Regions from separate parts of the Homo sapiens genome. Here region 1 is linked to region 2. Evidence: chromatin loops called from intact Hi-C (ENCODE). Cell type or tissue: B cell. All regions are shown on one strand. Links, peaks and the distances in the headings refer to the core of each region. The heading gives the core; the rest is flanking DNA.

What was found. A loop is a pair of places that touch in the nucleus more often than their neighbours do. Peaks named below come from ENCODE experiments on the same cell type or tissue, not always from the same donor. Only the 100,000 strongest peaks of a DNase experiment are listed, where the experiment ranks them.
Region 1: it touches region 2 in a loop (2.0-fold over the local background); 1 of 110 quality-filtered maps calls a loop at or near these places.

Annotation. Positions count from the first base shown.
Region 1 is chrX:55,968,890-55,981,552 of GRCh38, forward strand. It overlaps a transcript of KLF8 not described here. Among named protein-coding and RNA genes, the nearest start is that of KLF8, 260 kb to the right of the region's middle. In B cell, for the core only: no CTCF peak of the experiment used is centred there; no DNase peak of the experiment used is centred there.
Region 2 is chrX:55,912,729-55,925,391 of GRCh38, forward strand. It overlaps a transcript of KLF8 not described here. Among named protein-coding and RNA genes, the nearest start is that of RRAGB, 200 kb to the left of the region's middle. RefSeq lists enhancers at 6,263-7,462, 6,914-7,163. In B cell, for the core only: no CTCF peak of the experiment used is centred there; a DNase peak (open chromatin) is centred at 6,863; H3K4me3 peaks cover 314 bases; H3K27ac peaks cover 486 bases.

The DNA.
Region 1 (12,663 bases), core at 3,924-7,923, 55 kb after region 2:
TTCAGCAGGAGGTTATAACAATTGTAAATATATATGCACCCAACACTGTTGCAATCAGCTATATAAAGCAAATATAATTAGAGCTAAAGAGAGAGAGATGCCAATACAATAATAACTAGAGACACCAACATCTCACTTTCACCATTGGACAGACCTTCTAGATAGAAAAATTAACAAAGGAACATTGGACTTAATCTGGACTATAGACCAAATGGATCTAATAGATATTTACAGAACATTCAATTGAATGGCTGCAGGATATACATTCTTCTCCTTAGCACATGGTTCAGTCTCATGGATAGGCCATATGTTAGGCTACAAATGTGTCTTAAAACATTTAAAAATTGAGATAATATCAAGAATCTTCTGTGATCACAATGGAATAAAACCAGAAATCAAAAACAGAACAATTTTGGAAATTATACAGGCACATGGAAATTAAACAATATGCTCCTGAATGACCAGTGGGTCAAAGATGAAATTAAGAAAGAAATTGAAAATTTTTTTGAAACAAGTGAAAATGGAATCATGACATATCTAAACCTACAGGATGCAGTGAGAGCAGTCCTAATAGGGGAGTTTATAACTATAAGCCACTATGTGAAAAAAAGAAATACTTCAAATAAACAATTTAATGATGCATCTTGAAGAACTAGGAGGGCAAGAGCAAACCGAACCCAAAATTAGTAGAAGAGATAACAAAGAGCGGAAATACATGAAAATGAAATGAAGAAACAACACAAAAGATCAATGAAACAAAAAGTTGTGGTTTTTTAAAAGATAAAACTGACAAACCTCTAGCCAGACTTACTAAGTGAAAAAGAGAGAAGACCCAAATAAATAAAATTAGAGATTTAAAAGCAGACATTACAATTCATTTCACAGAAATCCAAAGAAACATTACAGGCTAATATAAACAATTATACACCAATAAATTGTAAAATCTATAAAAAATTGATAAATTCTTAGAAACATACAACGTATCTACATTGAGAAAATTCAAAACCTGAACAGACCAGTAATAAGTAATGAGATCAAAGCTGCATTTAAAAGTCTCCCCACAAAGAAAATCTGATGACTCAATGACTGTGCTGCTGAATTGTACCAAACATTTAAAGAAGCACTCATATTATTTCTACTGAAACTATTCCAGAAAATAAAGGATGGAATACTTTCAAACTCATTCTATGAGGCCAGTATTACTCTCATATCAAAGCCAGACAAAAACACATTAAAAAAACTCCAAGTCAATTTCTCTGATGAACATTGAATTGAAAATCCTCAACAACATTAACTAGCAAACCAAATTCAGTAATACGTTAAAAAGATCATTCATCATGATTAAGTGGATTTATTCCAAGGGGTCAAGACTGTTTTAACATGTATAAATCAATCAATGTGATACACTATAGCAAAAGAATGAAGGACAAAAACCATATGATCATCTCAATTGATGCTGAAAAAAAAATTTGATAAAATTCAACATCCCTTCATTATAAAAACCCTCAACAAAATCTGGGTATAGAACAAACAGACCACAATGTAATAAAAGTCAAATACAACAGATTCACAACCAGTATCATAATAAGTAGGGAAAAACCAAAACCTTTAAGATCAGAAACACACGGATACCTGTTTTCACCACTGTTATTCAACGTAGTACTGCAAGTCCTAGCTAGAGCAGTCAGGCTGGAGAAATACAGGGCATCCAAATTGGAAAGGAAGATGTCAAACTGTTTTTGTTTGCAGATGATATGATCTTATATTTGGAAAAACCTAAAGACACCACGAAAAAACTATTACAATGGGTAAATTCAGCAAAGTTGTAAGAGATCAAATCAACATGCAATCATCAGTAGGACTTCTATATGCCACTAGCAAACAATCTCAAAAAGAAATCAAGAATGTAATCCCATTTACCATAGCTAAAAATATAATTTTTAAACCTAGGAATTAATCCAACCAAAGAAATGAAAGATCTCTATAATGAAAACTGTAAAACACTGAGGAAAGAAATTGAAGAGGACACAAAAACTTGCAATGATATTCTATGTTCATGGATTGGAAGAATCAACATTGTTAAAATGTTCACACTACCCAAAGGTAGTCTGCAGATTAAATGCAATCTCTACGAAAATGCTAATGACATTCTTTACAAAAATAGAACAAAAATCATAAAATTTATATGGAGTCACAACAGACCTAGAATAGCCAAAGTCATCCTGAGCAAAAAGAAGAAAACTGGAGGAATCACACTACCATACTTAAAATTACACTGCAGAGCTGTAGTAAGCAAAACAACATGGTACTGGCATAAAAATAGGCACATAGCACAAATGGAACAGAATGGAGAATTCAAAAATAAATTAATGCATTTACAGTGAACTCATTTTTGACAAAAGCCAAGAACATACATTGAGGAAAGGACAGTCTCTTCAATAAATTGTGCTGGCAAAGCTGGATATTTATAAGCAGACTCAAAAAACTATACCCTTATCTCTTGCCATACACAAAAATCAAATCAAAATTGATTAACGACTTAAATCTAAGACCTCAAACTATGAAACTAGTACAAGAAAACATTGAGGAAACTCCCCAGAACATTAGAGTGGCAAAGATTTTTTGAGTAATACCCCACAAAAACATGCATCTAAAACAAAAATGGAAAAATAGATTACATCAATTTAAAAAGCTGTACAGCAAAGGAAACAATCAACGAAATGAAGAGACAACCCACAAAATGAGATAAAATATTTGCAAACTTCCCATATGACAAGGGATTAATAACCAGCATAATAAGGAGCTCAAACAACTCTATAGGAAAAAAAATCTAATAATCTGATCAAAACATGGGAAAAAGATTTGAATAGACATTTCCCAAAAGAAGACATACAAATGACAGACAAGCATATGAAAAGGTGCTCAATGTCATTTACCATCAGAAAAACGCAAATCAAAACTATAATGAGGTATCATCTCACTTCCATTAAAATAGCTTTTATTTAAAAGACAGGAAATAAATGCTGGTGAGGATATGGACAAAAGGGCACCCTTACACACTGTTGATGGGAATGTAAATTAGTATAACCATTATGGAGAACCATTTGGTTCTCCATAAAATCCATAAAATCCAGCAATCCCACTTCTAGATATATACCCAAAAGAAAGGAAATCAGTATATCAAAGAGATATCTGCACTCTCATGTTTATTGCAGAATTATTTACATTAGCCAAGATTTTTAAGCAACCTAAGTGTCTGTCAACAGATGAATGGATAAAGAAAATGTGGTACATATACACAATAGTGTATCATTCAGCCATAAAAAAGTCTTGTCGTTGGCAATAAAATGGATGGAATTGGAGGTCATTATTTTCAGTGAAATAAGCCAGGCATGAAAAGACAAACTTTGCATGTTCTCAGTTATTTGTGGGAGCTAAAAATAAAAGCAATAGAATTCATGGAGATAGAGAGTGGAAGTATGGTTACAAGAAGCTTGAAAGGGTAGTGGGGCATTGGAGAGGGGTGTGAGGATGTTTCATGAGTACAACAAATAGAAAGAATAAGATGTAGGATTTGACAGCATGAGGGTGATCATAGTCAATAATGATTTAATTTTATGTTTTAAAATAATGACAAGAGTATAACTGGATTCTTTGTAACACAGAGGATAAATGCTTGAGGTGATGAATACTACATTTACCCTGATGTGATAGTTATGCATTGGCTTTCTTTATCAGAATATTTCATGTACCTTTTAAATATATACATCTGCTATGTACCCATAAAAATTTTAAATTACAGAAAAACTGCTGAAGGATATCAGAGACAACACAATGAAATGGAAAACATTTCATACTCATGGATAGGAAAAATCTATATTGTTAAAATAACCATACTGCCCAAAGCAATTTACAGATCGAATTCTATTTCTATGAAACTAACAAGGTTACTTTTCACAGAATTTGGAAAAACTATTCCAAGAGTCATATTGAACCAACAAAGAACCTGAATAGCCAAAGGAATTCTAAGCAAAAGAAGCAAAGCCAGAGGCATCACACTACTTGACTTCCAACTGTACTACAAGAATACAGTAATTAAAACACCATGGTACTGATACAAAAACAGAAACAGACCAATGGAGCAGATTAGGGAACCTAGAAACAAAGCCACACACCTGCAATCATTTGATCTTCAACAAAATTTCAATAACAAACAATGAATAACCTTTTCAAGTAGTGGTGATAGCATAACTGGCTAGCCATAAGCAGAAGATTGAAACTGGACTCTTGTCTTTTTTCATATACAAAATCAACTCAAGATGGATTAGAGACTCAAATGTAAGCCCTAAAGCTGTATAAACCCTAGAAGAAAACCTAAGACATACTATTTTGGACATAGGCCATGGCAACGATTTCATGTCAAAGACTCCAAAAGCAATATCAACAAAAACATAAATTGACAAGTGGGAAGTAATTAAATTAAAGAGGTTCTACCTAGCAAAAGAAATGATCACAGAGTAAACAGTCAACCTACAAAATGGGAGAAGTTATTTGCAAACTATGCATTTGACAAAGATCTAATATCCAGAATCCATAAGGAACTTAAATTAACAAGAAAAAACAACCCCATTAAAAATGGGCATAAGACATGAACAGATACCTCTCAAAAGAGGACATACATGCTATCAACAAGCATATGAAAAATTCTCAACGTCACTGATTATTAGAGAAATAAAAATCAAAACCACCATGTGATAACATCTTACACCAGTCAGAATGGCTATTTAAAAGTCAGAAAATAACAAAAGTTTATTAGATTTTGGAGAAAAGGGAATGCTTATACACTGTTGGTGGAAGTGTAAATTAGTTCAGCCACTGTGGAATGTAGTTTGAAGAATTCTCAAAGACAGAAATACCATTCAAGTCAGCAGTATCATTTCTGGATATACACCCAAAAGAACACGAATTGTTCTACCATAAAGACACCTGCAGTTGTTTGTTCATAGCAGCAGTATTCACAATAGCAAAGACTTGAAATCAACCTAGATGCTCATCAACGGTGGTCTGGATAAATAAAATATGGTACATATACACCATGGAATAGTACACAGGCATAAAATACAAAACAATGTTCATTTCAGCAACATGGATGCAGCTGGAGGCCATTATTTTAAGTGAATTAATACAGGAACAGAAAACCAAATACCACATATTCTCTTTCGTAAGTGGGAGCTTATGAGGAATTGAGTACACATGGATAAAAAGAAGGGAATTGTAGACACCAGAACCTACTTGAGAGAGAGGGTGGGAGGAGGTTGAGGGTCAAAAAACTACCTGTTGGGTACTATGCTCACTGCCTCATTGCACATCAAATCACAGTGACATGCTATTTACTCACTTAGCAAACCTGCACATGTACCTCCAAACCTAAAATAAAAGTTGAAACAGAAATAGAAAAAGAGTTGTAGAATTTTGAAAAAAAATATTCCAGCCCATATTTATCAAAATTTTATTATATATGTCAAGCATTGCATACTGGAGTATGAGGATCCAATAATAAACAATAATAAGGAAAAAATAGAGATAGTGTAGGTGCAGGGTAGCTAGGATCATTTCTTTATTAATTTTTCACAAAGAAGATTGAATACACTGTGTTTGGTCATTTATAAAAATAAATACATGTATTAACATAAACCTTCAGATAAATAAATATTTGCTGAAAAGCATTCTGATGAGTAGTATTTACTTATTCATTTAATCCATATTTATTACCACATATTATGTGCCAGGTACTTAACTAGGTGCTGGAGAACTGCAATGAATAAGACATACTTGGCTTCTGCCTTTACAGATATTATAGTCTAGTAAGTGAAGACAAACAAGCTTTCTGTAAAGAATGTCATTAGCATTTTTGTAGAGATTGCATTTAATCTGCAGACTACCTTTGGGTAGTGTGAACATTTTAATAATATTGATTCTTCCAATCCATGAACATAGAATATCATTGCAAGTTTTTGTGTCCTCTTTGATTTCTTTCCTCAGTGTTTTACAGTTTTCATTATAGAGGTCTTTCATTTCTTCGGTTGGATTAATTCCTAGGTTTAAAAATTATATTTGTAGCTATTGTAAATGGGATTACATTCTGATAAACAGAAAATTAATGAAAAAACAATCAGTATGATACAAACTGTAAAATGTGTTATGAAGGAAACGTAGGATATAGTGAAAAAGGATGACTAGAGGAGGCCACACAGGGTGGTCTGGCCTCTGTGAGATGATTACATTTGAGTTGAGATCTAAAAGATAAAAAGGAACCAACAAAGACAAAAGTTTGGAGCAGGGATAGTGTTCCAGGAAGGAAGATAAGTGCAAGACCCTGAAGAGAGAATGCATTTGGCATGTTGGGAGGATTTAAGGGTAATGCAAATGTGGTGAACAAGGGGAAGAGTAGGAGAGGAATTCAGAAAGGTAAGAAGGATCTTTTAACAAATAAGGAATGTATAATAAAATATGCATTTATTAATAAATTTCTTTATTTGATTTTAAATGTCTCTCCTCAATCTACACTTTGGGACTTTTACTAAAGTCCCGAATTTCATCCTCATTCCACATATTGGGACTTTTATCCTTTCAGCATAGGGCAGATGCACTTTGTGTGTTTGCATGAAACTTTATGAACACTGAAATTTGAATTTTATATAATTCTCATGTTTCGCAAAATAGTGTTTTTCTTTTGAAATTTTTAATCATTAAAAAATTTTAAAACCGTTATTACCTTGCAGGCACTACAAGAACAGGTGGCAGAATTTGGCCAATACATTATATCATGCAGGACCCCTTGTGTCCTCATTTGTATAATAGGCCTCTTTTGATGAAGGGAATGGCTGACTTTTTTAAAAAAAAATTGAGGTATAATTAACACATAAAAATGTATTCATGGCCAGGCGCGGTGGCTTACGCCTGTAATCCCGGCACTTTGGGAGGCTGAGGCGGGCGGATCACCTGAGGTCAGGAGTTTGAGACCAGCCTGACCAACGTGGAGAAACACCATCTCTACTAAAAATATAAAATTAGCCAGGCATGGTGGTGCATGCCTGTAATCCCAGCTACTCGGGAGGCTGAGGCAGGAGAATCGCTTGAACCTGGGAGGTGGAAGTTGCGGTGAGCTGAGATCACGCCATTGCACTCCAGCCTGGGCAACAAGAGTGAAACTCCGACTCAAAAAAACAAAAAAACATGTATTCATATTTTCATATATCTATACATTGTGAAATGATTACCACAATCAAGCTAATTAACATATCACTTCACATAGTTACCTTTTTTGGTAGTGAGAATATTTAATATCTGTTCTTTTAGCAGATTTTGAGTACACATTACAGTATGATGAACAATGTCACAATGCTGTTCATTAGATCTCTGGAACTTATTCATAGTGCATAACTGAAACTTTGTTCTTTTTACTCAATATCGTCCCATTTCCCCCAGCTCCTGATTACCACCATTCTTCTCTATGATTCTATGAGTTTGACTTTTTTAGATTTCACATATAAGTGAGATCATGCAGTATTCGTTTTGTGGCTTGCTTTTTTCACTTTTACTTAGCATAATGACCTCCACTTTTATCTACGTTGTCACAAATAACTTTATTTTTAAGGCTAACTAGTAGTCCATTTGTGTACACACACACACACACACACCCCATGTTTTCTGATTCCTTTGGCAGTTCGGCATGTTTTGTGGTTTCATATGAACTTTAGGATTTTGTTTTTGTGTTTCTGTGAAAAGTGCCTTTGGAATTTTCATAGGGATTGCATTGAATCATTAGATTGAGTTGTACTGACATTTTAACAATATTAATTCTAATCTATGGACATGGGATATCTTTCCATTTATTTGTGTCATCTTCAATTTCTTTCATCAGTGTTTCATAGTTTTTGGTGTACAGGTCTTTCACCCACTCAGTTAAGTTTATTCCTAAAGAATTTATACTTTTTGTCATTATTATAATTCTTAATGTCTCTTTCAGAATTTGTTCTTAGTGTACCAAAATGCAATTGATTTTCTATGTTGATTTTGTATCCTGAACTTTACTGAATTTGTTTATTATGTCTTAGAGTTTATTTGGTGGAGTATTTAGAGATTTTTATGTATAAGATAGGTCATCTGCCAACAGAGACAATTCTACTTTTTACTTTATGATTTTGATGGCTTTTATTTCTTTGTCTTGTCTACTTGCTCTGGCTAGGACTTCTATACTGTGTTGAATGAATAGTGGTAGCAGAAGTGAACACCTTGTCTTGTTTCTAATCTTAGAGAAAAAGTCTTCAGCTTTTCACCGTTGGGTATGATGTTAGTTGTGGGCTTGCTATATATGCCTTTATTATGTCAAGGTACATTCAGTCTTGGTAAATGTATGTCTGGGAATGTATTCATTTCTTCTTTGCTCTTCAATTTGTTAGCATTTAATTGTTCCTTGGAATTTTTGTGGTATCAGTAGTAATTAGTTTTATTTATAATTTTATTTATTTTATCTTCATTCTTTTTTCCTTTTTAAATGTAGGTAGAGTTAACTGTCCTTTCTACCCCTTGCAATGCATCCTTCGTGTGTGTGTGTGTGTGTGCTCCACAAAAGTGCTATAATCTCTCAGTGACTTCCCTATCTCTTGTAATTGTATTTTCATGCATAGATAATTGTTCAAATGGATGTTTTGTGAGAAAATTAGCACTGGAAACTCCTATTCCGCCGTCTTGCTTGTGAATGCACTTTTATTATGTGTACTGGCTAAAGTTGACTTAAATTTTATTCTGAATGTTAAAGGGTAGCCATTGGAAGGTATAAAGAAAGGGGGAGATATTATTTGATTTATGTTTTAAGATCACTTGCACTGCTAAGTAGAGTTGAAATTGTGGGAGACGAGAGTAGAAGCAGGGAGACCTTTTGGAAGGGAATTGCACCAGTCCAGGAGCCTCTTTATATAGTAAGGACAAGGAGAGCTCTATCATTTTCCAGAGATGACTATTATTTGTGCTGGATTGGCTGGGTTTTTTTGGTCTACGTTATAATTATGGGCTGTCCTTCCATGGTAGAAGGCATTGATGATCTGATGGTTGGAGTGGTTCAAAGGGGGCATTCTGCTTTGCTTTCTCACTCTCTCTTACATTCTCTCTCTCTCTATATATATATAGATATACATGTAGAAAGATAGACACACAGACATGTTTCTGTCTTTCCCTCTCCTTTTTCTCCTTGCCTTCTGTGTTTCCATTCTCATTTTGATTTGTCCTCAATCCCATATAAGTAGTATTTCCGTTTTGTGGCTTTTCAATTACCCTCTTAACTATGAAAAATGTAGGGAACATTATCCAATATTTGTATTTGGAAGATCTCACCACTATGGTTTCTAGTTTCCCTTCTGCAGACATACAGACATATGTACAAGTTGATGTTTTTCCGTCTTTTAACAATTAGTGTGGAAAAGGCTGCATTTCAAAGAACAGGTAACCTTCTTTTAAAAATTTTGTGTATACTCGTTATTTTCTTTACAAAAATCTCATCAGGAGGAAATGTATGCCAGCACATGTTTTCTGATTTCTTTTTTTGTTATTGAAAAGTATAGTTTATGTACCATAAAATTCACCCATTTTAAGTTTGATGAGTTTTGGTGAAAGTAGCCACAACCAGTTTGAAATTTTTGAGCACTTTCATCATAGTGAAGTCTTCAGGAGGATGTCTTTGAAGACCACATGCCTCATTGTTTTACATTTTTTAAAGGAAACTTAGATGCATACCTAGAAACAACCTGAGTTTTTATTATTAAAAAACTCATGCTTAGGTTAAGCTGAAATTGCCTCCCTATAACTTTTGTCCTGGTCCCGTACTTTGTCTCACATTGTAATAGTAAGGACAGGCAGCAATATAAATAAGAGCATATAAATGTTATCAGTTCTAGGAGATAAACATATTAAGGATATAGTGAGGTTACAAAGAAGGCAATCATATATCTACAGAGGCAAAGAGGGGTATGGCTTAAGGAATGTTTGGATCTGTCTTAAAAGATAAAAATTGGACTTGGGTAGACTGCAGACTTGGCATATTTTATACAGAGGACACATGATAACCAAGACAAAGAGTAATGATATAATTTGGCTTAGTTCAAGAACTTGTAATCAGTTCCATAAATCTGAAGCATATAGGGCGAGAGAGAGAGAGAGAGATGTGCAGTAATCCCTTGTTATCCAGTTTTACTTTGGGCAGTTTCAGTTCTCATGGTCAACCATGGTCTGAAAATATTAAGTGGAAAATTCCAGTAATAAAAAATTCATAAGTTTTAAATTGCATACTGTTTGGAGTGGTGTGATGAAATCTTGCACCATCCCACTCTATCCTTCCTGGGATGTGAATCATCTCTTTGCCCAGCTTATCCATGCTGTGCACGCTACCTGCATCCTAGTTGCTTAACAGCTTTCTCAGTTCTCAGAACGAGAAAAGTAAAACATAGTATGTATGAAGTTTGGTACTATCCATGGTTTCAGGCATCCACTGGGGGTCTTGGTACATATCCCACATGGATACAGAGGCACTCCTGTAGGGAAATATAAAAAGGGAGGATGCCAAATCACAGAAGACTTTGTATGTTTTGATTGGTACCTTGTACTATCTTTATAGATAATAGATAGACATTGATGAATTTTCAGCAATTGGTATGGCCAGCTTTAATAAGATTACTCTTTGTGAAGCAGCAATATAAAGGCTGTAATGGAAGGACTGAAGCTGAGGTCAGAAAGACTGATTAGGAAAACACTGCAGTGATCTTGCAAGATATGGCTTCCAAAACAAAAAAGCAAATGCTGTGGGAATGGAGAAGAAGGGTTAGTTTTGAGAGACGTTTTGAAGTTGATTCAACAGGATTTGATGACAAACTGGATATGGGAGGTGAGTGAGAGAGAAGTTAAAAATGACTCCCAGATTTTTGACTATGTGTAGGTCTGCCATTCACTGAGATGGGAATACCAGGAAATAGAGTAGGTTCTGTGATGCTTCTTTGTCAATATTTATCAATTTAGAAATAGTATAGGCCACCAGAAAGGGCTATTTAGAGCTTGAACAGGGCCAAGGCAGAAAAAGTTTTAAGGTGCTAGTTAGTATACCATTGAAGTTAGTCTACCATTTAAGTGACTGCAGGCCAGAAAGGAGGCAAGTGAGGCTTTGAATGGGCTGATGGATCGAGAGAACACATATGTGCTGAGGAACTGGAAATCAGTATAAGGATGAAAAGGAGTTTCAGTGGGGAAAGATCAGTGGGAGAAGTCAAGAGGTCAGAATGATAGGACTATGTAAGAATTGTTTCAGGCAATAAGAAAATAAACTCACATTTACTGAGTGCTTGTTGTGAGTCACATGCCACAAGTGTTACCTCATTTAATACTCAGGTCAGACATCAACTTCGCTGAGCTTCAGGTAATTAATGTCTCAGATGGGGACAATATGATCACACATAGGGAATAGAGGAGGGTAAGGTTTGGAGATAGGATTGGGAGAACAATTAATTTAATTTGGGTCATGTTGAGTTTGAGAGGCATCTGTGTTCTGACAGGTCAGTATAAACTGATACATGCAGTGACATCCATTCTGATTGGTCAGTGCATGTACCTTATCAATTAAATATTCTGAATATTGCACCTTTTCCTGGTCTATTCACCGTGCATAATTTGATGCCACCGTGGTAAAGGACAAATGACTATAGATCCTGTATTTTAGGTCCTGCTTAATGATTCCTGGGCTAAGAGACATGGTTAAATCAATTGTCCCTAATGCAACTAAAGCCTGGTTCCTCACTTTGTGCCCTAAAAGGAGGCATTATGGATGATGTGTGGACAGAGTATGCACTTTGTGCACAAATTATGTACCTAATAAGTGTGCGAACTGTTATTTGCCTTAAAATCTTAGGCTTCTCCCCCCCTCCATAGCATATGACCTCCTTTTACCGTTTGAAGTCTGAGGTAAAATTATTTTAAGTAGGCCGGGCCCGGTGGCCCACGCCTGTAATCCCAGCACTTTGGGAGGCCGAGGCAGGTGAATCACCTGAGATCAGGAATTTGAGACCAGCCTGGCCAACATGGTGAAACCCCATCTCTACTAAAAATACAAAATATAGCCAGGCTTGGTGGCGTGTGCCTATAATCCAAGCTACTTCAGAGGCTGAGGCAGGGGAATGGCTTGAACCCGGGAGGCGGAGGTTGCAGTGAGCCGAGATTGCACCATTGCACTCTAGCCTAGGCGACAGAGCAAGACTCCATCTCAAAATAATTAAAAAAAATTATTTTAAGTAATACCAACGTTCAAAAGTAGGTGGTTCAGGGGATACTGTAATCCACTTTAGTTCTCTGGACAAGAAAATAGGTTCTAAAGAACAACAGAAAGTTTAGTGGTCACAGTTTGTGAACTGAAGTGCTTAATTAGGGCTACACTATTGGCAGCAGTGTATACATATTCACATGCCACTGCTTTTATGAAACCCCAACTCCTCAGGATACTTTCATTTCAGTCTTTTTTCTTTTGAAAATATCAAACAACAAATTGAAAATATGAGAGAAAGAAGTCTATATTTTGGTGGTATTAACCTTTCCTTCTAAGACGAGGAAATTACCTTGAAGAAACAT
Region 2 (12,663 bases), core at 5,053-9,052:
TTGATTTTCCCACTCATTCAGCCCTATCCACCTAACATTGCTAACATATATTGAAGACCTCCTTTGTATCAGGCCCCTCTATTGAGCATGTTACAGATATCAATGTATATAATGTTCACAGCAGTCCTATTAAGTAGATACTATTATTTTCCTCATTGTTCAGTTAAGGAACTTGGGGCACAGCAAAATCAAGCAACTTGCCTAAGCTTACACAGCTAGTAAGCGGCAGAGCTGAGATTTGAACCCAAGTGTATGAAGTCTGTGCCTGACTATTATGCCATACTACCTAATCTTAAGCTTACAAGCACATTTTTTCCCTTCTCTAAATCTTTCTTTGAACTCATTTAAATTACCACTCCCATTTATTTTGTGCAGTTTCCATTTAAACCATCACTGAAACTGTTCTTGCCAAAGTTACTTAATGATCTGTCATGTTCAGTGCTCTCTCTTTAGATCTTCAGCCTTCTTGCCTCTCTACTACATTCAAGGCTGTTATATCTGACCTAGTTTATTATAATAGCTCCTTTATTGTTCTCTCTGCCTCCAATCTGTATGTCCTTTGCTATGGGTTGAATTGTGTTCCCCAATATATGTTGGAGTCTTAATTCCTAGTTTTTCAGAATGTGACTATTTGGAGACAGGGTCTTTATAGAGGTAAAAATTTAAAATGATCTCATTTTATTTTTTTATGAGATCATTTTAACTTTATTAAATTAAGTGGGCCCCAATTCAATATGACTGGTGTCCTTATAAAACAGGGAAATTTGGATACAAAGACAGACTCACACATTGGGAATATGATGTGAAGAGACATGGAGAATACAACCATCTGCAACCCAAGGAGAGGCCTAGAACAGATTCTTCCTTCACAGCCCTCAGAAGGAACCAACCCTGCTGACACCTTGATTTCATACTTCTAGCCTCCAGAACTGTGGGACAATAAATTTCCATCGTTTAAACGAACCAGTTGGTGACACTTCGTCATAGCAGCCCTCGGAAATGAATACAGAGTAGAGGGGAAAGGTTATTCCAGGCAGGAAGAATCTTATTACCAGAGGCAAGTAATGGGCATTAACATAATGTGGGTTGGAGAAGAACAGGGTAGGGTTAGAGAAAGGGTGAGTTTAAGAGAACTTTTTCTTGTGGTGGTAATACATATGGGGTAAAAGCAGTGGCTGGAAAAACAGCAAGGTTAAAATTCTTTCTCCTAGTGTTTCAGGGAAATAGCTAAGTTTCAAAGAATATTATCTAGCTAATGCCTCCTAATGCTAAAATGGCCTATATTTTGTTCCTTAGAAAGCTGAACTTAGGAATAACTCTCTGAGCTGGGAACATTTTACTGGTCAGTGATGGCATGATACATATGTAATGGACAGAGAACATGGAAAGGGGTTCAGAGTACATTTTTACAAGAATAATAACTCAAATATGATCTGCAGCTTTGGTTTAATTAAATCTGGTCATATATATTAACCATTTCCACTTATGTAAGGCAGATGGCTTTTGAAATGGGGAAGCAGCATTCAGTTATTCATCCCATTTATTTGTTCAATATATATGCCATGAGAACCCTCTATGTAGTCAGCTCTGTGCTACAGCCTGGGTATACAAAAATCTGAGACCTCAGTCTTGCCCTGGAGCTCAGCTGGGAGACAGACAAAACTCTAGCTAACATCTAACATTTCTTGATTACTTAATATATGCCATGGACCATACTAAGAAAATTCACAATAGTTATGCTCACTTTTTAGATAAGGACACTGAGGGTTAGAGGAAAGTTGAGTCAACTTCAGGAGAGGAGTTTTGGCAAACTTGCCAAGTGAGAAAGTTATTAATATGAGCAAGTAAAATGTGGGTGATTTGTGGGGTTAGACGGTCAGAGAAGACTTGCTAGAGGAGATGATATTTGAGTCTTGAAGGATAAATAGGAGTTTTCAACATACACAAGTTGAGAAAGAAGGAGCATGGCAGATGGAAGGAACATTATGTATAAATCAATGGAGACACCAGAGATATGCTATGTTCAGGAAATAGTGTTTCATTATGGCTGACACATAAGTTGGTGGCAGGAAAAAAGACTGGAAAAGTAGGCACAACCCAGGAATCAACCATAAATAAGAGTCTCTTATTTTTTATAAGCACGATATGAGGAACACTATACCCGAAAGCTATTCTTTACTATTCAAAACATTAGAGATTGCATAAACAGCTGCTTTCAGTACTGTACACAGAAATTAGAGGGATTTTTTTCACTGAGGGTCAGTCAATGAAGACCAGAAAAATTACTGGGACCAGAAGGTAGACAGAAACCTTAGGACTCAAAAATCATTGTTGATCAGGGAGAAGGGATGAGACTGGTACTTTGTGGGAGTCTGGACTGGTAGAAATGATTACTAGTCAGAGTAGTCAAAGCAATAATAATAATTTTAATAATACAGCAATAAATGTACCAAGTACTACTCTAAGCATTGAATTTACTATATCCATTTGATAAATGGGGAAACTCCAGTACCCCAAACCTCTGACAATAGCTGTAAAGAAACTGGGAATACTCTGCTAATAATTTGTAGAATTTGAATTTGAACGCAGATAGTTTGGCTATACAATCTACATTTTTAATCATTATGAAATATTGAACTAACTAGTCAGTAAGACCAAAAAAGGAAATAGAATCAAAGTGAGTCAGTAACTGTGGGTCCTGTTAAGCAGTGTAATGCAATGTACAAATGGGTACATATGAAAAAGATAAAAATAGATGAAAGATCTAAGAAGTAACATGTAAGACAGATTTTGCTGACCGAGGTCACAACTCAAGGGTTCACAAGTCACATTCAGGCCACAGATGTACTTGCCTTGAGCCATGTTCTTTTCAAAATTTGAATTAATTGCCAGTGTGTAAAAGGCAGATGATTTCACATAAAATAAGCTCACAGTTTTCTTGAAAAACTTGAAATGTGTGGCATCACTGGGCCTATACTGCCTCATGGTGACACTTAACACAAGCTGAAGCAGCAGCTTCCCCTTTATACATGTTATTTATTCATTAATATCCTTTGGTTGCAAAGGGTGTAAACCAGCTGAAGCTAGCTTAAACACAAGAGCAATGTGACTGGATCTTAGGAGTGGACTGGGTTTTGGAAATGGGAAGTTGTCAGCAACCTAAGGTGATTTTCTTTCTATGTCTTATATATGCTTCCCTTGGCATATCTGCTTATTTCTTCTCTCTTAGCAAATTATATTACCTAGTGAGCAAGAGATAGCTCCCTCATCTCTCGAGTTTATAAGTTACAGTTCAGTCACATGAACAGGTACTGGTTCTGTTTGTTCCAATTCCCAAATCACAAGGAAGTGGACACTCACCGATTGACCAGGCTTGAGCCAGCTACTTATACCTAGATAAACCAGCTCTGATCAGGAAGCTAGGGTCATGTAATATAAGCTATTGGAACACCTTTGCTAATCAAAGAGGAGTTATAAGGTGGTCACTATGTACAGAGCAGATATTTCCAAATGTGTCCCCTGTACGAAATATTATTTTGGCCCTACCCACTTTGTAGTAACTTCTTGTGTTCTCTTGGAAGTTTCACTGCCCGTAGCCCTGGCCTACTTGATATGCTTGCCAGGCTACGTCCTGCTATTTTGAGAATATGTAGGGTTGACTGTGCTCCCAGTGGCCTAGTCCTTTCCTGTAGTGAATCTATTCCTACTACTGTATAAAGCAATTTGAGGCCAAAATTGCCATAATAGCCTTCTCCAATTTTCTTTTTGCACTTTGAAGTCCAAAGGGCTTCCTTCAGTGGCTTAAATTTATCTTATTAATCATCATAATGATCTAAAGGCTGGTGAGTGCATTCTCAAAGGGTAACAGGCATGGATGGAAAAGAGGGAAGTCATGGGGAGAGCAGCTGATACCAATGTGCCCAGGCCTAGAGAATTAGCAAGAGTTGCATTTATAAATGTAATGCCTGGGCTTTAGAACTACACATAGTGACAGTGATTAACTAACTGTGTTTCCCGTTTGTGGGTCCCCTTACTCCCAGGAACTTTCCAAGGTTTATGCTTCCCTGCTAAGGCTTTGGATACTTCTTGTATCAATGATTTTTTTTCAGTGACTTTAAAGTTCCCTTCCTGACACTCCTTACTGAAGTAGCAGTTGATATTTGAAGTTTTGCTCTCAGCAAAGTTTCCTTAGAGCTGTTGTCAGAGGTTGGCTTCCAGAGATTGCTAACCTTAGACAATGTTGAGAGAGAAGCTTCTTCTACCCTCCAAAATGCCAAAGTAAGCTGATCTGGCTGAAACTATCCACTTTCAAGATCTTGGGATAGATTTTTTCCAAAGGAATCCAATCTCCCTGCTCAAGTCTTGCTGCCTCCTCTGGAATCTGCTTTGCTTTTTATAAATAGAATAGAATTGTTCTGACTTCCTCAAGCTAAGAGTTGCTTATTTCCAGAGTGAGAGTCTACATTTTTCAAAGTGAAATGGGAAGAACCCAGAGCCAAAATGAAGCAACTTCCTAGGAAGAGTAATTTCACTTGGAGCATTTGGAATCTAGGCAAACATTGTTTTCTTTCCCTTTCCTCTTTGATAAAGTCAGTTCAAGTTCCAATAAAATGAATATGGGTTTCTTACTTTGGATCCCCTGTCTCCTTTATCCAATTCTTTAGTTGGCAGGTGAAGGCAGTATTTATCACAAATAGCAATAATAATTAACATTTATTGAGCAATTACTAAGTGCAAGACACTATTCTAAATTCTCGACAAGGCCTACATACTAAAATGGTCATGATGGTGTGTTAAAGTTATCCCGTTTTAATTCAAAATAAAGTCAGGAAATATCATCCTTATAAACTGTGTGGGTTTAAATAGAGAGTGACCTTGGGAATCTTAAATTTGTATTTCACACCCTGTCATCTACTCACTCTTCTGCTAGCAGGAAACAGTACACTCATATAGTGGAAAAAGTACTCAAGCAAAAGAGCTTTTTCTTGAGTATTCAAGGGTCAGAAGAGGGCTGGCTTCTGAGTGCCCAGAACTGTGTTAGCCCTGTATAAAGATTATTTTGTTGACTCTTCAGTACAATTCTATGAAATATTATTGCTCCGCCACCTTTTCTTTTAACAAATGAAGAAATATAGAATTAGAGAAGTTAACTAAATAACTTGCTTTCAGTCACACAGCTAGCATTTGTCGTCTGGGATCTCAACACAAAATTAACACCAGAGCCCTTGCCTTTAAGTACTAGATCATGCTGCTTTTAAACACATAAATTAGGAAGGGGACAGTCTCAAATGTCGCAACTCTCTTTTATAAGTATTCTTGTATTATTTAGTAATTCAACTTCTCACTATCTTTCCTTGAATGGAAATAAGATTAGAGAGATAACAGGAGCCCCAGAAAGTAAGTAGATAAAGGAAGTTGTTTCTACCTCTGGGTTCCCATAGCACTAGACTCAGCAGTCTAAGGATATCTTAATCATGATTGTCCCCAGTGCCTAGAACATAGAAGGAACCCAGTGAATACTTGTTGAGGGAATAAGTCAATCAATGAGTTTGGGGAAATTATCTACCTATCTTGAGACTTTCTGGCAGATTATACATCATTTTTCATGTTCCTGGTCAACTATATGTAGATCATGCATATAGGTACCCAGACAGAGATATACATGCTCATTCAGAAATTGCCATCCAATCCTGATACATGCAAACTCATAAAGATATATCTCCACACAAATGAATACTTGGCATATTTGTTTTCTGATGCTGTAAAATGTACCACAAAATGGGTGCCTTAAAACAGCAGAAATTTATTCTCTCACAGTTCTTGAGGCTAGAAATCTGAAATAAAAAATAAAAGTATTGGCAAGGCCATGCTCCATCGAAAACCTCTAGAAAGAATCCTTCCTGGTCTCTTTCAGCTTCTGGTAAGTCCAGATATTCCTTGGCTTGTGGCAGTATAACTCTAATTTCTGTCTCTCTCTTCACATGGCTATGTCTGTGTGTATATGAGCGTGTCCGTGTGTGTGTGTGTGTGTGTGTCTTCACTTGTCACTTTCCTCTTCTTTATAAGGACACCAGTCATAATGAATTAGGGCCACCTTAATGATTTCATCTTGATTACATTTGCAAAGACTTTATTTTCAAATAATGTCACATTCACAAGTACTGATGGCTAGGACTTCAACATATCATTTTAAAGGTCACATTACCACCCAAAATGGTCTTCCTTTGGCCCTCCAAAATTTATGCCCTTCCCATGGGCAAAACACATTCACTCTATCACAACATCTCCAAAAGTTCTAACCCATTCCGGCATCAATTCTAAGTCTTAAAAATCTCACCTAAATTTAATCAACTCAAAGAGTCCCAAAACTCATCTTCTACTTCATCTGCGTAAGGAAGGATGAGACTCAGGGTGTGGTCCATCCTGGGGCAAAATTTCTCTCTTCTGTGGACCTGTGAAACCTAGAAAAAAAGTTAGCTGCTCCCAAAATACAATGGAGTTTTCAGATTAAGAGGGTGGATAGAAGGCATGACTAGCTTGCAGCTCCTGGTCAGACTGATAGAGCAGTGTGTGGAGACTCACTTCGTGAACTTTTGCTCCCAAGAACTACCACAGGAACACACCAGGAAAGCCAAGAAAATCCAGAGATCCTTTGAAGGAACTGGATTACCGCTGCAAACTCCTGAGACACTGAAAAACTGTGAGCCTGCTTGCTCTCTCAACAGGGAGGTTCGTGGTCTGGGGCGAGTTCTCAGCCCTGGTCACCGGCTGCCTCGAAATAGACTCAGTGATGTTGGCGGGGGCATGGGGGAAGTGAAACCCGCTTTTAGGATTGCAGGCTGTGTGAGAGCTGGGTGAGGCCTGTGACTGCCAGGTGTCCCGCACTTCCCTGGCTACCTGTATGACTCAGCAGAAGCAGCCATAATCCCCCGGGAATATAACACCATTAGACAGGGAACCACACCCCAGCCCCTACAGCAGCCACAGCAAGCCCGGCCCAAGGATAGGCTGAGCTCAGACATGCCTATCTCTGCCCCCACCTGGTGGTCTTTCTCTACCTGCTAGCTGAAGGCAAAGGTCATAATATTTTGGGAGCTCTGTGGCCCTGCCTGCTGCCTGAGAAACCTGAATACTTAACCAGGTGTCTCTAGGGCAAGTTTGCCTCCTCCCTATAGGACTGCAGCTATTGCACTCTTGAAAGCACCACTTCCTGGCTGGAGGCCAACCAACACAAAACCAGCCCACTAAACAAAAACACAACCAAGGACCTGCACCAAGTCCACTTCACTTCCCTGCTACCTCCACCAGAGCAGATGCTGGTATCCACGGCTACAAGACCTGAAGATGAATCATATCACAGGAGTCTTTGCAGAAACTCCCCAGTACCAGCTCAGAGCATGGTAGCTCCCCCGGGTGGCTAGACCTAGAAGAGCAAAAACAATTACTACAGTTCCTCTGTACTGTAGGAAGCCCCATTCCTAGGGGAAGGGGGAAAACACCACATCAAGGGAGCACCCCGTGGGACAAAATAATCTGATCAACAGCCCTTGAATTCCAGATCTTCCCTCTGACATGGTCTACCCAAATGAGAAGGATACAAAAAAAACAATTCTGGTAATATGACAAAACAAGGATCTTTAACATACCCAAAATATCCTGCCAGCTCACCAGCAATGGATCCAAACCATGACGAAATCTTTGAACTGCGAGAAAAAGAATTCAGAATGTCTGTCATTAAGCTAATCAAGGAGGCAATAGAAAAAGGTGAAGTCCAACTTAAGTAAATCAAAAACATGATACAGGATAGGAAAGGAAAATTCTTCAGTGAAATACATAGCATAAATAAAAAACAATCACAGCTTCTGGAAATCAAGGACACACTTAGAGAAATGCAAAATGCAGTGGAAAATCTCAGCAATAAAATCAAACAAGCAGAAAGAACTTCAGAGCTCGAAGACAAGACTTTTGAATTAACCCAGTCCATCAAAGACAAAGAAAAAAGAATTTTAAAAAATGAACAAAGCCTCCAAGAAGTTTGGGACTATGTTAAATATCCAAACCTAAGAATAATTGGTGTTCCTGATGATGAAGAGAAATATAAAAGTTTGAAAAACATATTTGAGGGAATAATCAAAGAAAACTTACTCGGCCATGCTAGACATCTAAACTTAAAAGTAAAACCCCAAACTATAAAATTCCTAGTAGAAGAGAATCAAGGCAATACCGTTCAGAACATAGACACAGGCAACCATTTCATGATGAAGCCGCCAAAAGCAATTGCAACAAAAGCAAAAATTGAGAAATGGGATCTAATTAAAGAGCTTCTGCACAGAAAAAGTAACTATAATCAGAATGAACAGACAACCTACAGAACTGGAGAAAATACTTTCAAACTATGCATCTGACAAAGGTCTAATATTCAGCATATACAAGGAACTTAAATTTATAAGAAAAAATCCCATTAATTCATCTTGAGTCAATTTTTGTATCAGGTGTAAGGAAGGGGTCCAGTTTTAATTTTCTGCATGTGGCTAGCCAGTTTTCCCAGCATCATTAATTTAATAGGGAATCCTTTCCCAGTTGCTTGTTTTTGCCAGGTTTGTCGAAGATAAGATGGTTGTAGATGTGTGACCTTATTTCTGAGATCTCTATTATGTTCCATTGATCTATGTATCTGTTTTTGTATGGGTACCATGCTGTTTTGGTTACTATCGGCTGTAGTATTGTTTGCAGTCAGGTAGCATGATGCCTCCAGCTTTGTTCTAAAACCCAAAATTATAAAAACTCTAGAAGAAAATCTAGGCAATACCATTCAGGGCATAGGCATGGGCAAAGATTTCATGACAAAAACATCAAAAGCAATGCTACGAAAGCAAAAATTGACAAATGGGATCTAATTAAACTAAAGAGCTTCTGTACAGCAAAAGAAACTCTCATCAGAGTGAAGAGACAACCTACAGAATAGGAGAAAATTTTTGCAATCTATCCTTCAGACAAGGTTCTAATATCCAGAATCTATAAGGAATTTAAACAAATGTACAAGAATAAAAAAACCCCATTATAAAGTGGGTAAAGGACATGAATAGACACTTCTCAAAAGAAGACATTTATGTGGCCAACATACATATCAAAAACAAACTCAACATCATTCATCATTGGAGAAATACAAATCAAAATCACAATGAGATAACATCTCATGCCAGTCAGAATGATGATTATTAAAAAGTCAAGAAACAACAGATGCTGGCAAAGCTGTGGAGAAATAGGAATGCTTTTACACTGTTGGTGGGAATGTAAATTAGTTCAACCATTGTGGAAGACAGTGTGGCAATTCCTCAAAGACCTAGCAGCAGAAATACCATTTGACTCAGCAATCCCATTACTGGGTATATACCCAAAGAAATATAAATCACTGTATTGTAAAAATACATGCATACGTATGTTCATTGCAGCACTATTCACAATAGCAAAGACATGGAATCAACCGAAATATCCATCAGTGATAGACTGGATAAAGAAATATGCTACATTACACAATGGAATACTATGCAGCCATAAAAAGGAATGAGATCTTGTCCTTTGTAGGACATGGATGGAGCTGGAAGCCATTATCCTCAGCAAACTAACACAGGAACGGAAAACCAAACACTGCGTGTTCTCACTTATAATGGGAGGTGAACAATGAAAATGCATGGATACAGGGAGGGGAACAACACACGCTGGGACCTGTCAGGGGGACAGCAGGGGGAGGGAGAGCATCAAGATAAATAGCTAATGCATGTGGGGCTTAATACCTATGTGATGGGTTGATAGGTGCAGCAAACCACTATGGAACACTTTTACCTATGTAACAAACCTGCACGTCCTGCACACATATCCTGGAACTTAAAATAAAATCGAAAGAAAGAAAAAATCCCATTAAAAAATGGGCAAAGGCCATGAATAGACACTTCTCAAAAGAGGATATACATGTGGCCAACAAACATATGAAAAAAAGCTCAATATCACTCTGATCATTAGAGAAATGGAAATCGAAACCACAGTGAGATACCATCTCACACCAGTCAGGATGCCTATTATTAAAAAGTCCAGAAACAACAGATGCTGGTGAGATTTTAGAGAAAATGAAACTCTTTTGCACTGTTGGTGGGAGTGGAAATTAGTTCAACCATTGTGGAAGACAGTGTGGCGATTCCTCAAAGATGTAGAGGCAGAAATACTATTTGACTTAGCAATCCCATTACTGAGTATATACCCAGAGAAATAGAAATCATTATTTTATAAAGATATATGTATGCATATGTTCATTGCAGCACTATTCACAATAGCAAAGACATGGAATCAACCCAAATGCCCATCAATGATAGACTGGATAAAGAAAATGTGGTACATATACACCATGGAATACTATGCAGCTATAAAAAGAGATAAGATCACGTCCTTTGCAGGGACATGGATGGAGTTGGAAGCCATTATCCTCAGCGAGTTAACACAGAAAAAGAAAATCAAATACCACATGTTATCACTTATAAGTGGGAGCTGAATGATGAAAACACCTGGACACATGGGTGGGGGGTGGGGAATAACACACACTAAGGGCTGTCAGAAGGTGAGGGGTGGGAGGAGGGAGACCATCCAGAAGAATATTGAATGAATCCTGGGCTTAATACCTAGGTGATAGGATGGTCTGTGCAGCAAGCCATCATGGCACACATTTACCTACGTAAGAAGCCTGCATGTCCTGCACATGTACCTCTGAACTTAAAATAAATGTTGGAAATTAAAAAAAAAACTAACTAAAGGAAACAAGAAATTATTCTTCCTGCGTTTTTCTCATCTCTGTCTTTTTCAGCCCAGACTGGCAGTGTTTCTGTTGGTATAAAATTCTCATAAACCTCATTCACAGTTACCGAGGGTTAATACTTCAACATATCTTTTGGTGGGTCACAATTTAACCCATAACACTTAAAGATCCACGTGTGTGTGTGTGTGTGTGTGTGTGTGTGTGTGTGTGTGTATATCTGTATATACACATATATATTTGTGTGTATGTATATATATATATCTGTACATCATAGAACATTCATGTATAGTGTGCAAATGGGTTTGGATTCAGCAAATACTTATGGTCTCATCTAAAAGCCCTTCTTGATGTTCCTTAATCATGCTAAACACATGCCTGCCACAAGACTTTTGCCTTCACTTATACTCTAACACTCTTCCCTTTACCCCAGATATTTTCATGGCTTACTCCCTGTCTTCATTCAGATTTCTATTCAAATATTGTCTCTTCAGAGAAGCCTTCCTTGACGGTTCTATACAAAATAATTCAGCCCCACGCACCCCTAACATTTTTTTTTGAGACGAGTCTCGCTCTGTCGCCCAGGCTGGAGTGCAGTGGCGCGATCTCAGCTCACTGCAAGCTCCGCCTCCCAGGTTCACGCCATTCTCCTGCCTCAGCCTCCCGAGTAGCTAAGACTACAGGTGCCCACCACCACACCTGGCTAATTTATTTTTATTTTTATTTTTTAGTAGAGACCGGGTTTCACTATGTTAGGCAGGATGGTCTCGATTTCCTGACCTCCTGATCTGCCCGCCTCAGCCTCCAAAAGTGCTGGGATTACAGGCTTGAGCCACTGCGCCCGGCCCTGACATTCTTAATTAATCTTTATTGCGTGTTTCATTTTTTTTCTTAAATGTGACAGTTTATGACCATTATGTATTTATTTTGTTTATTGCCTATTTCCCCTTATTGGAATGTAAGGTTCATGAAGGCTTGGATTTTTGTTTGTTATTGTTTGATGCATTTTTTTCCCAGAGCATAAAATAGTGCATGGCACATGTTAGGCAGTCAATATTTCTTCATGCAATGAATGAACATAGAGGAAGAGGGCTTTTATAGAGCATCTACTTAATGCCAGAGACTTTATTATTACTTCATTTGATACTCAAATACCTGGGGATTTTGTAACACAAACAGGAAGAATCGGGTGAAAGCACATGTGAAAATCAGTGTCAGCAAATTTCCTAGTGGAACAAAGTGACTGAAGTCTCTCCTATTATTATGTGGAGGATTGGTGGTTTCGTGGTGGTTTTTTTTTTGTTTTGTTTTGTTTTTTGCTTTTTTTTTTTTTTTTTTTTTTTTGTGAGGGAGCCTCGCTCTGTCTCCCAGGCTGGAGCTCAGTGGCGCCATCTCTGCTCATTGCAACCTCCGCCTCCCGGGTTCAATTGATTCTCCTGCCTCAGCCTCACTAGTAGCTGGGATTACAGGCATCTGCCACCACGCCCAGCTAATTTTTTTTTTTTTTTTTTAGTATAGATGGGGTTTCCCCATGTTGGCCAGGCTGGTCTCAAACTGCTGACCTCAGGTGATCCGCCTGCTTCAGCCTCCCAAAGTGTTGGGATTGCAGGCGTGAGCCACCACACCCGGCCTGGTGGTTTCATTTTTTTTTTTTTTTTTTTTTTAGCAACTTTTGTACTCCAAGTGTTCTACCGTAAATAAACTATGGTCCCTGCCATCAAGGAGCTAACAGTTTAGTTCGGAAAGGAGGTAACATTTCACTTGTTTTTGAAAGAAGCCTATGTATTAACCAGACAAAAGGGTAAGGGGGCAATACATGTAAGGGTGCAAATGCATGAAAGGCCATGGATTTCTGTCACTAC